Regions from separate parts of the Mus musculus genome. Here region 1 is linked to region 2. Evidence: chromatin loops called from intact Hi-C (ENCODE). Cell type or tissue: left cerebral cortex. All regions are shown on one strand. Each heading gives the region's core, and the rest is flanking DNA. Links, peaks and the distances in the headings are about the cores only.

What was found. Hi-C counts contacts between places; a loop is a spot of excess contacts. Peaks named below come from ENCODE experiments on the same cell type or tissue, not always from the same donor. Only the 100,000 strongest peaks of a DNase experiment are listed, where the experiment ranks them.
Region 1: it touches region 2 in a loop (2.4-fold over the local background); 1 of 42 quality-filtered maps calls a loop at or near these places.

What each region holds. Positions count from the first base shown.
Region 1 is chr12:104,910,266-104,914,646 of GRCm38, reverse strand. No RefSeq gene overlaps it. Among named protein-coding and RNA genes, the nearest start is that of Clmn, 47 kb to the right of the region's middle. In left cerebral cortex, for the core only: no CTCF peak of the experiment used is centred there; a DNase peak (open chromatin) is centred at 1,937; H3K27ac peaks cover 1,274 bases.
Region 2 is chr12:104,836,925-104,841,305 of GRCm38, reverse strand. All of the region lies in intron 1 of Clmn (calmin), which reads left to right. Among named protein-coding and RNA genes, the nearest start is that of Clmn, 26 kb to the left of the region's middle. In left cerebral cortex, for the core only: CTCF peaks have their summits at 2,124 (motif pointing left) and 3,676; DNase peaks (open chromatin) are centred at 2,122, 3,178, 3,691 and 3,988; H3K27ac peaks cover 2,207 bases.

The sequences.
Region 1 (4,381 bases), core at 170-4,169, 73 kb before region 2:
CCAGTGTGCCTTTGTGGTAAACAATACCACTGGGCAGGCGCTAGCCTGAATCTGGCGCCAACCCCTCCCGAGCGGGTGCATGCAAATTAGATGCCGGCAGACTGACCAATCCCAGGGGGCCACGAAGCCTTTCCCTGTGCTTGGGGGGCATATAAGCAGACCTCCCTGGGAACCCGGGTTCCCTGTAGCAGCATCAAGCCGTTCCTGCAATAAAGGCTGTTGAGAAGAATCCGACCGTGTTGTGTCTTCCTTGCCAGACGAGGTGGGCGCGACAGGCTTTCGCTGAGATTTTGTTTCCCTCTTTGGAACCCAAAGCAGGTTATATGCAGCCATGTCTACTTCCTGCCGTCCTGGATGCTGCCTGACTCCTGCCCTGGTCTAGCTCAGACCCATTCCCTGCAAGCGGTGTCTTGCTCATCAAACAAGCCACAACAGCATACCTGTGGTGGTAGCACTTCACAGCCTCCCACGAGAAACACTTCTGAGACCTGCTACTTCGATGGCAGGCTCATTCTCTCACCAGAACCTTGAGACAAACTCTGAGAAGTCTCATGAGCAGAATGGAAATGCACACTGGCTTAGTGTAGGAGACACGCCACAGTTGCCTGCGGTGGTTAGAGTTCAGGGGAATGAGAGAAGCAGTTGACACTTGGGGATGGGAGGAGCCATGTCTGGATCACGGTGGAAGACATGAGAACCAGCTATGGCAGTAGCAGCCTTGCTGGCCGACTCCCCCAACAGCAGGCACAGAAGTGCTGCTAACCTCTGCGGGGTCTCTGTGAGAGAGGAGCTGTTCTTCCCATTATACAGAAGGGGAAACCAAGGATACCGTTGTCCTGCTATTTCTAAGCCAGGTCTTCCAGCAGCCTCCAGCCTTTCCCTTCACCTGTGACACCTTCCTGTGTGTCCTCTGTGGGAACAGGGGCCTGAGGCGCCCTACGCTTGCCCCAGGGCCCTAACTAAAGCACAAAGGGTGAGTGGAGAGTGGGTCCCTTGTCCCACAGCCTGGGCCATTATTCATGTCCATCCCTGTAGTCTGCCCTCTGTCCCCAAACCTCCAGATTCTTCTAAGACTCTACAGGGGACAGTTTCATGCCTCTGTCCTGGAAACATTTAGAAATGTCTAGGGACATGATTCATTGTCATGGCTGGGGAGAGGCTAGAAATGCTACTGAATGGCCAACAATGGAGAAGACAGTTGGCTACCCAGGACAAAGAACGAGCCAGCTCTGCAGGTCAAATGCCAAAGTTGAGGGGCCCTGCTTGAGACCCTGGGGCCCAGCTTTGTCCTTGTGTGATCAGTGCCTGGTCCTTAATATGGACCTTCTATTTCTGAACACCTTCTTGACTGGAATCCTCAGAGCTCATTTCTCACCCCACTTCATGCTGGCTGCCCACCCGCCTGTAGCATTCATAGCTCTTGCTGACCTTGCTAGCTTGGCTGGCTGAACACCTGTTTCCTGTCACCATTGCCACAGCCCAGTCCCCCTACCCTGTGCAGAGGAACCAACCTGTATGCCTTCTTTTCTGCAGGGCCATGAAGTTATAAACTTGGCCGTTTGTGGGTTAGCACCAGCTACAGTGACCATGCTCTGCCAAGACACCAAAGAGACCCCTATGTCCTTGGTAGAGGTCTTCTCACCCTGGGACACGCTGTCTAGCCTGGCAGACACCACCCACCCACTTTTACTGAAGCATGAATTTCAGGCACCCAGAGGTTCTGTTCCTTAGAGTCCCAGTGTGGGGGCAGCCCTGGCAGTAGACAAAAGGATTCTGTGACCCATGCCTAAAAATACAAGTATTATCCAATTGTCAAATGTCATTCAACTGTGACAGCTGACTGCCTGACGCAGACAACAGGCCCCTGGCAACGGAACTGGCTCCCTGGGAGTCATTTGCTCTGGATATTAGGATGGATCTAGGTCGGCCTTTGGCAGGCCGTTTCACCGCTCAGTGTTCTGGGTTCTGGGCTGGGGCACAGGCTGGCTCCGGATCCGTGGGAAGAAGAAGGCACTGGGCCTGCTCAGCTGGTCCCCTTTCTTCAGGCTTCCACCCCCTACTGAGATGTCCCTCCTCATGAGAGGAATGAAGCTTTCAAAGTACATTTCTGCTGGAGCAGGGGCCAGGAGGTTAAGTCCACACAGACTCACCCCAGCTTGGGTTCTCAGTAAACAGCAAGCCCCCTTCTTATCTCATCTACTCGAGAAGAGAGCTTTGAATTAGTCAGACAGAACCCTACCACCCCCAGCCTTGTCTCTGCGCTGCTAAACCTAGCCCTGAGAAGTCCTTTCTTCCATGAAGGATTTTCCAAGTTTTCCCTTTCTGCTGGGGTTTGCAGTAATCACCGCCAGCCCAGTGGTCTGTTTGAAAGGTTCCCAGGGGTGCTTCACCAACATATATGCACATTGCACCGTGTTCTTAGCAAGGCAGGTCTTCAGGAGATTCAGTGGGGTGTCAAGGACAGCAGCTTAAGTCCCAGCTCTGCTCCTATGAGATCCTGTGGCCTTGAGTGTGAGCCCCCTCCCTCCCAACCCCCAATTTCTCACCTTTAAAAGGAATTCGGTCCTGACATGGTGGCACAGACCTGCAATCCCAGCATGAAGGATGCTGGAGCAGAATTTTGAATTTGGGGACAGCCTGGGCTACATATATAAAGAGACCCTAAAGTGGGGGTATCTCAATGCCTGCCTTGTGGGGCTCTTGTGATTTATAATCACCAAGAACAACACTGCTGTTGCCACTTGAAATGCTGGCTTCCGCTGTCATCAGCTTCAGGCACAAAGAGCAAGGATATGCCATCAGACCTGAGTCTGTGGTCTGATTCCATTGTTAGTGGGTCTTAAAGGGTATGCTGCGTCCCCTCCCCACCCCCACCCGCCCCCAAAATCCCAAAGCATTGACATTGTAACCCAGTTCTTCAAAGGTGATAATATTTGCAGAGTAGGCTGAGCTCTGAATCTGTCATTCCTGGTATCTTCAAGAAGATGGTCACGTGACAATGGAGGCAGGTGTTGGAATCCTGCATACAACCAGGGACCGTGAGCCACTTGCAGAGGCTTGGAGAGAGTTGTGGAATGGAGTCCCTCAGGAGAATTGAGGCCCAGTGATGCCTTGGTTTAGATGCTCGCCTCCTGACCTACACAGGAATAAACCCCCATTGCTGGAAGCCAGCCAGTTCCATTTGTTAACACCAGCCTTAGTAAAGGAAGCACACTTGTCCCAGCTGTGGGATCCTCCGGTGTGCCCAGGGACAGGGACTGTGCAGCTGTGGGATCCTCCGGTGTGCCGAGGGACAGGGACTGTGCAGATGTGGGATCCTCTGGTGTGCCGAGGGACAGGGACTGTGCAGATGTGGGATCCTCCGGTGTGCCGAGGGACAGGGACTGTGCAGATGTGGGATCCTCTGGTGTGCCCAGGGACAGGGACTGTGCAGATGTGGGATCCTCTGGTGTGCCCAGGGACAGGGACTGTGCAGATGGAACGATGGTGTCTGGTAGGTGCTGAATTAAGTTTACTGAAACCTGAAATTCATGGAACCTTCAGAGAAAGGAACACAGAAGTGAGAAATTCACAACAGATCCAGCCAGCTAGAGGAACCCACCATGGCTCCCAAGTGAGGAATTCTTGTTTCTAGACAGCATGTTGATCTTAGCACACAGCACAGAGTCTCCAGCAGCAGCTAGCACATAGCTGTCTCTGGAATTTGCCATGGTGGGAACTGAGGGAGAAATGTAGGCCTAGTTGGTTGCAGGAGGCCTGGGCCTTGGAGGGACTGAGCAGGGTGCATACAGTCTGAGCTTTTACACTTCTGTCAGATACCATGAGGGCTGTAGTTGTGTTGGCAAAGGCAGGAAGGACTCTAGGGAGCGCCGGTCCTGAAGGCAGCGAAAAGAACCAAAATGGACTCGAACAGTCATCCAGGAAACTCCCCTTCAGACCAGCTGAAGGGCTTGCAACTCCCAGCAAGCTCTCTCTCCTGAAGCCATCACCCCCAGTTCTAGTGTGAGAGGTGGGCCAACTGAGGTAAAGCCAAGGAAGCTACAAGAGGTGCAGGGTGAAGGGAAGGTACCCCCACCACGGAAGGCCTCACTGGGGGCCAGGGCAAGCAGAGGGGGAGGGAAAGAGATTTAGGGATCACTTTGGAAACAACAGGTTGCTTTCAGGCTTTTGCTATCGGGTAGGCCATGCTGAGCACCAAGGGGCACCTCTCTCTCTGTGTCCATACCTCCACCCAACACAAACCGGGAGCTAGGCTGCTAGAATCAAATGGCAGCCCACGCTCAGCCAGTGTCAGACCCAGGATTTGTTACTAATTCTTCTGTCCTTGGATCCCTGGGGCGTTCAGCTTCATGGTGGAAACAGAATCCACCAAGCTCATAGT
Region 2 (4,381 bases), core at 84-4,083:
TGGACAGGAGGTGGAAGGTGCTGGGGAGAAAGCAGCTCGCAGGAGACTTCCAGCCCACCCTCCCCCATCCTCACCATCCTAGCTACATGATGAGATTGGTACCTCTTGTTGGCATTCAGCAGGCCTGAGCATGCTGAGAACTGGCAGGATTAGGAGGCACTGGGCCCACTTTCCCCTGTCCTCCTTCCTACTGTTCCCTGGAGACTGTAATCCTGTGGACGACCCCAGACCTCTGGGTCCCCAACGAGCCTGGGCCCCATCCTCAACCAGGGACATCTGAGCAAGGGCTGAACCTTGTACTATTTTGTTCTTTCCTTTCCCAAGCAGAGCAGGGGTGGATGCCTCTGACCTCTGAGCTGGCCTGGGCCTGTACACCCTACACCTCACTCACCAGGGTCAGGCTGAGCTTGGATACAGAGAGATCTCTGATGAAGACCACAGCTTAGTAGACCAGGGTTGGGATGGGGGTGAGGGGCTTAGATGTGTGTGTGCATTTGAGCTGATTAAAAGACAAATCAGAGAAGGTTTGAAAAGGAGGAAGGGGTGGGCAAGGAGAGATGGAGGGAGGAAGAAGGACGGAGGGAGGGAAGGAAGGAGGGTGTCTTCATTCCCTTCTGTTCCTGTTCGCCATTTTTCTGGCTGCTCCGTTCCCTCACGTGTGTTCCTCTCTATCCTCCATCTTCAGCCTGCACTTGGCTTTGCTGCTCACTTTTCTGTGGTTCCTGCTACCTGGTTTTGGCACACGGCTGGTGTCCTGTGTGGGGACCAGAAAAGTTATGCTCTTGCCTGTCTCATGGCTCTCTGGTACCTGCTGTTCTGAGCTCCTGCCTCTCCCAGTCTTCTTGGTCTCCCTGTCAGCCAGTCCTGGCCCCTTTGAGAGCCTTGCAGGTGCCAGCCCTGGGATCTGAGAGCAGGTGGGATTGGAGGGTGTTTGGTGCCCCTTGAGACTGTGTGAGGACACAGTATTCAGAGACTTGCACCTGAGCCTATTTAAAGTCAAGGTGTGGTCTAGTAACAAGGGGACAGTCAGTGCAGGAGAAAGTCCCTTCCTGGAAGTTGAGGAGCCAGTGTCATGGGTCTCGGGATTCAAGCACCCAAGCTTCTTGCTCTGAGTGTCCTCATATTCTCTGCATCCTTAACCCTGGTGTAATAGGGCAGACTCATGGAGTCTGCTGCATGCTGAGTTCAGCAGCTGCCCTGAGAGCCAACGACTCCCAGTACCCTGGTGTGCGTGCGTGTGTGTGTGTGTGTGTGTGTGTGTGTGTGTGTATGCATGTATACATACATACAGTAATACATCTATATTGTCACAACTGCATCCAATGGCACCATTATCTCATTTTTGCAGATCAGAGTCTGACAGTCCCTGGTGACAGTCAAGGTATTGTTCACCTGGTTTCTTGCTGCCATTAACTTGTAGGGGCCTCTTGCATTCCCTAGCCTGTGGCCCCTTCCTCACCTGCACAGTCAGGGGCATTTCCTCTTCCATCCTCACCTCTGTTTTTGTCAGTGTCCTGCTTCTCTTTGCCTTCCTGTGGACAGTGAGCCTCTTGTCACGGAGCTGGTCGGAGATGGTGCTAGTGAAGTTGGGGCTGTTATTTTAAGCGATTCTAGGAGAGGCGGTGAACTCTCTAGAGACTTGTAAAAATAGCATCCTTTCTGGTTTGCAGAGAGGTACATGTCCACTGTCTACGGATGGTATCAAAAACACAGAGGAGAAATCAAATCATCTCCCTGCACCTGCCTCGTGTGACTCAGTTCCCACGGATGGATTGTTTTTTCTGGGTTTTTCTGATTAGGTGCTGAGCTCAGACTGGAGCTGGGGGGGGGGGCCTGGGGGGGCTGACACTCAGTGACCACGCTGGCTCCTCAACTCTACCCCCTAGGCCCTGAACGCCTTTGGGAGCCGTTCCCAGGCCTGCAGTGATGTGGAACACAGTCATGGGTAGAAATCACACCATGACTGGTAACAGGAGCCTGGCAGGCACCCTATGCGCTCTCTCCTTGCTTTTAGGACATCTGTATAATATACCTTTAATGTCACTTTCCCCTCTTTGTGCCCCCACCTCTCCTGTGCCCAGTGCTGGCTCACGGTGCCCTGTGCTATGAGAGTGCCCCCCTGTGGTGGCTTCTCTGCTCTTGGCAGCTTGGTTTGTCCCTCTGGTCCCTCCAGCTCTGGTCAGGTCTTTGTATCTTCTCTCTCATCCCCACTTCTAACGACATCATCCTGGGACATGCGCCTACCTGGAGAGACACTGGGTCACAGGAGACAGGAATTGAATTCTGGGACTCTGAACCATGACTGGATTGTTTTTTGTTTTTTGTTTTTTTTTTCTGAGGGTGCTACTTTGCAAGAGGCAGGTGCAGCCTCCCCGTGAGTGGGTCCCTTTGGTGGCTTTCTGCTAAAGAAGCATTTGTTCCTGCAAATAAGGAGCCTCCAGGGAGAGGAGGCAGCTGCTGTGGCCAGGGACATTTCCATGGAACATGCTGCTGTTTGGGTTTCATTTCCTTTCTGATGCAGGCTGTGGCTATCAAGGTGCCTTCTTATTAGTGGTAATAAGGCAGGAGCCTTCTATGTGCAGAACTGGGTGGGTGGAAGAGTCTGGAAGGAGCCACTGGCAGGCTTGTGAGGCATCTGGCACCCAGGAGCTGACAGGTGGTTTCCTTCATGGGGGCCAAGCCCCAGATGGACAGGAAGCACCCACTTGTGCTTAGCCCAGAGTGGGTGTTGTTACTAGGGACCAGAGATGATCACAGCCCCCTGTGGTCCACTCTAGCTAGCCAACACTTTTTCCTCCCAAGATGCTTTCTTTTACTGTAGTTCTTGAGAAGAAATGGAGGGTCTGATACTATCTGGTGGAAGCCAGGCGAGTGTGGGAAGCGTTCATGGTGATGGTGACTGTCTTGATCTCCATGAGAGATCGGGCACATTTTCACAGGGTGTCTGCTTTGGCATCAGAACCCCCTGTTCCGAAAGTTCCTGCTTTTTCTGCACCCTTAATTCCACAATAGAACCAGATGCACGGTGCGTCTGCTACACGCTAAAGCCAAGGGCGGGAGGATGGCAAGCGCTTAGAATGTCAGCTGCCCTGACAGTCGGAGCCTCCGTGCCATGAGGTGCTGGGCAGGATACCTCTGGCTGCTGGGATAGATTGTCACGGCCCTCTTATCTTTCAGCTCTGCAGGCCAGAGTCTGTCACAGTCACGGGTGGCATTCGAGGCACTGGCCAGCCTGTACATTGCTATCTCTAGCCTGCAGAGGCCACACTCATTCCTACTGCGTGGAAGTTAGCAAAGCTCAGTGCCTAGAGGTGATTGGCTGCACATGGCTGGCTGGGGGGGAGGAGCCAGGTTTACATGCAAGCAGGGGTTTCGACTGTATGGTTGAAAGTGGGAAAATAGATATTGAATGGTCTTGGGTTGGGGACCATCTGCAAGTTAAGTGTGTGTGTGGGGGGGGGGGATCACTTCTGACTCTGCTGGCTCTAGATCCAGTGGCCTCTTCCTCTGGGTCAGGCTTTTTGCCTCATCCCTGTGGCTCTTGTGCTAGGAGCAACACTCTGTCAGGTCTGCTCTGTGCTTTGCAGCTGGACAGTAGTGTGCTGGCCTCTGAAACCTAGATGCCAATAGCTTCTGTCCTCCCATTGTAAAACATGCAATGTCTCCAGCAACCGATAGATGTCCTGTCTGTGTGTGTGTTTGTGTATGTCTATGTGTGTGTGTGTGTGTCTTTGTATGTGTGTGTCTGTGAGTGTGTCTCTGTGTGTGTTTGTGTATGTCTGTTTGTGTGTGTGTCTCTGTGTGTCTCTGTGTGTGTGTGTCTTTGTGTGTGTGTGTGACACAGGAGTCTTCGAGGCTGGAGCATCATTGCAATCTCTTCTTTCCCTCTCCCTCCTCCCCTCCCTCTCTGCTGATGTCCCTGATCACTGGCTGCTGTCCCTGGTACAGTCTGTGCCTCCCACATATTTCTCCCTCTGCCTGGTGGCCTCTCTGTCCCAGACTCATCAGCTTTGCTTGTGAGGGTGGATCCTTGCCAGCACTGCTGCCTGAGTCCTCACTGAGCTCAGTAAATTTTTATTGAAAGGCTGAGGGACTGTTGCATAGAGCCCCAGAAGACACACACTAGACCAAAGGAGGTCTCCTTCCCACATGGGGTTTCCAGAATAAAAGATACAGGAGGGGGCCAGCATTCTGACATTCAGGGGGTGCTTCCCTCCCACCTATGGCCAGGCAAGGGGTGGGATATAGGGGCAGATGCTCAGGAACCTGACAGGACATGACATGTGGCAGTGTGTTTGTTGCTTGACCACAGGATGACATGCCAGCTCATCACAGGCCAGGAGCCACCATGTCTTGGCAGAATGGGCACACATGTTAATTC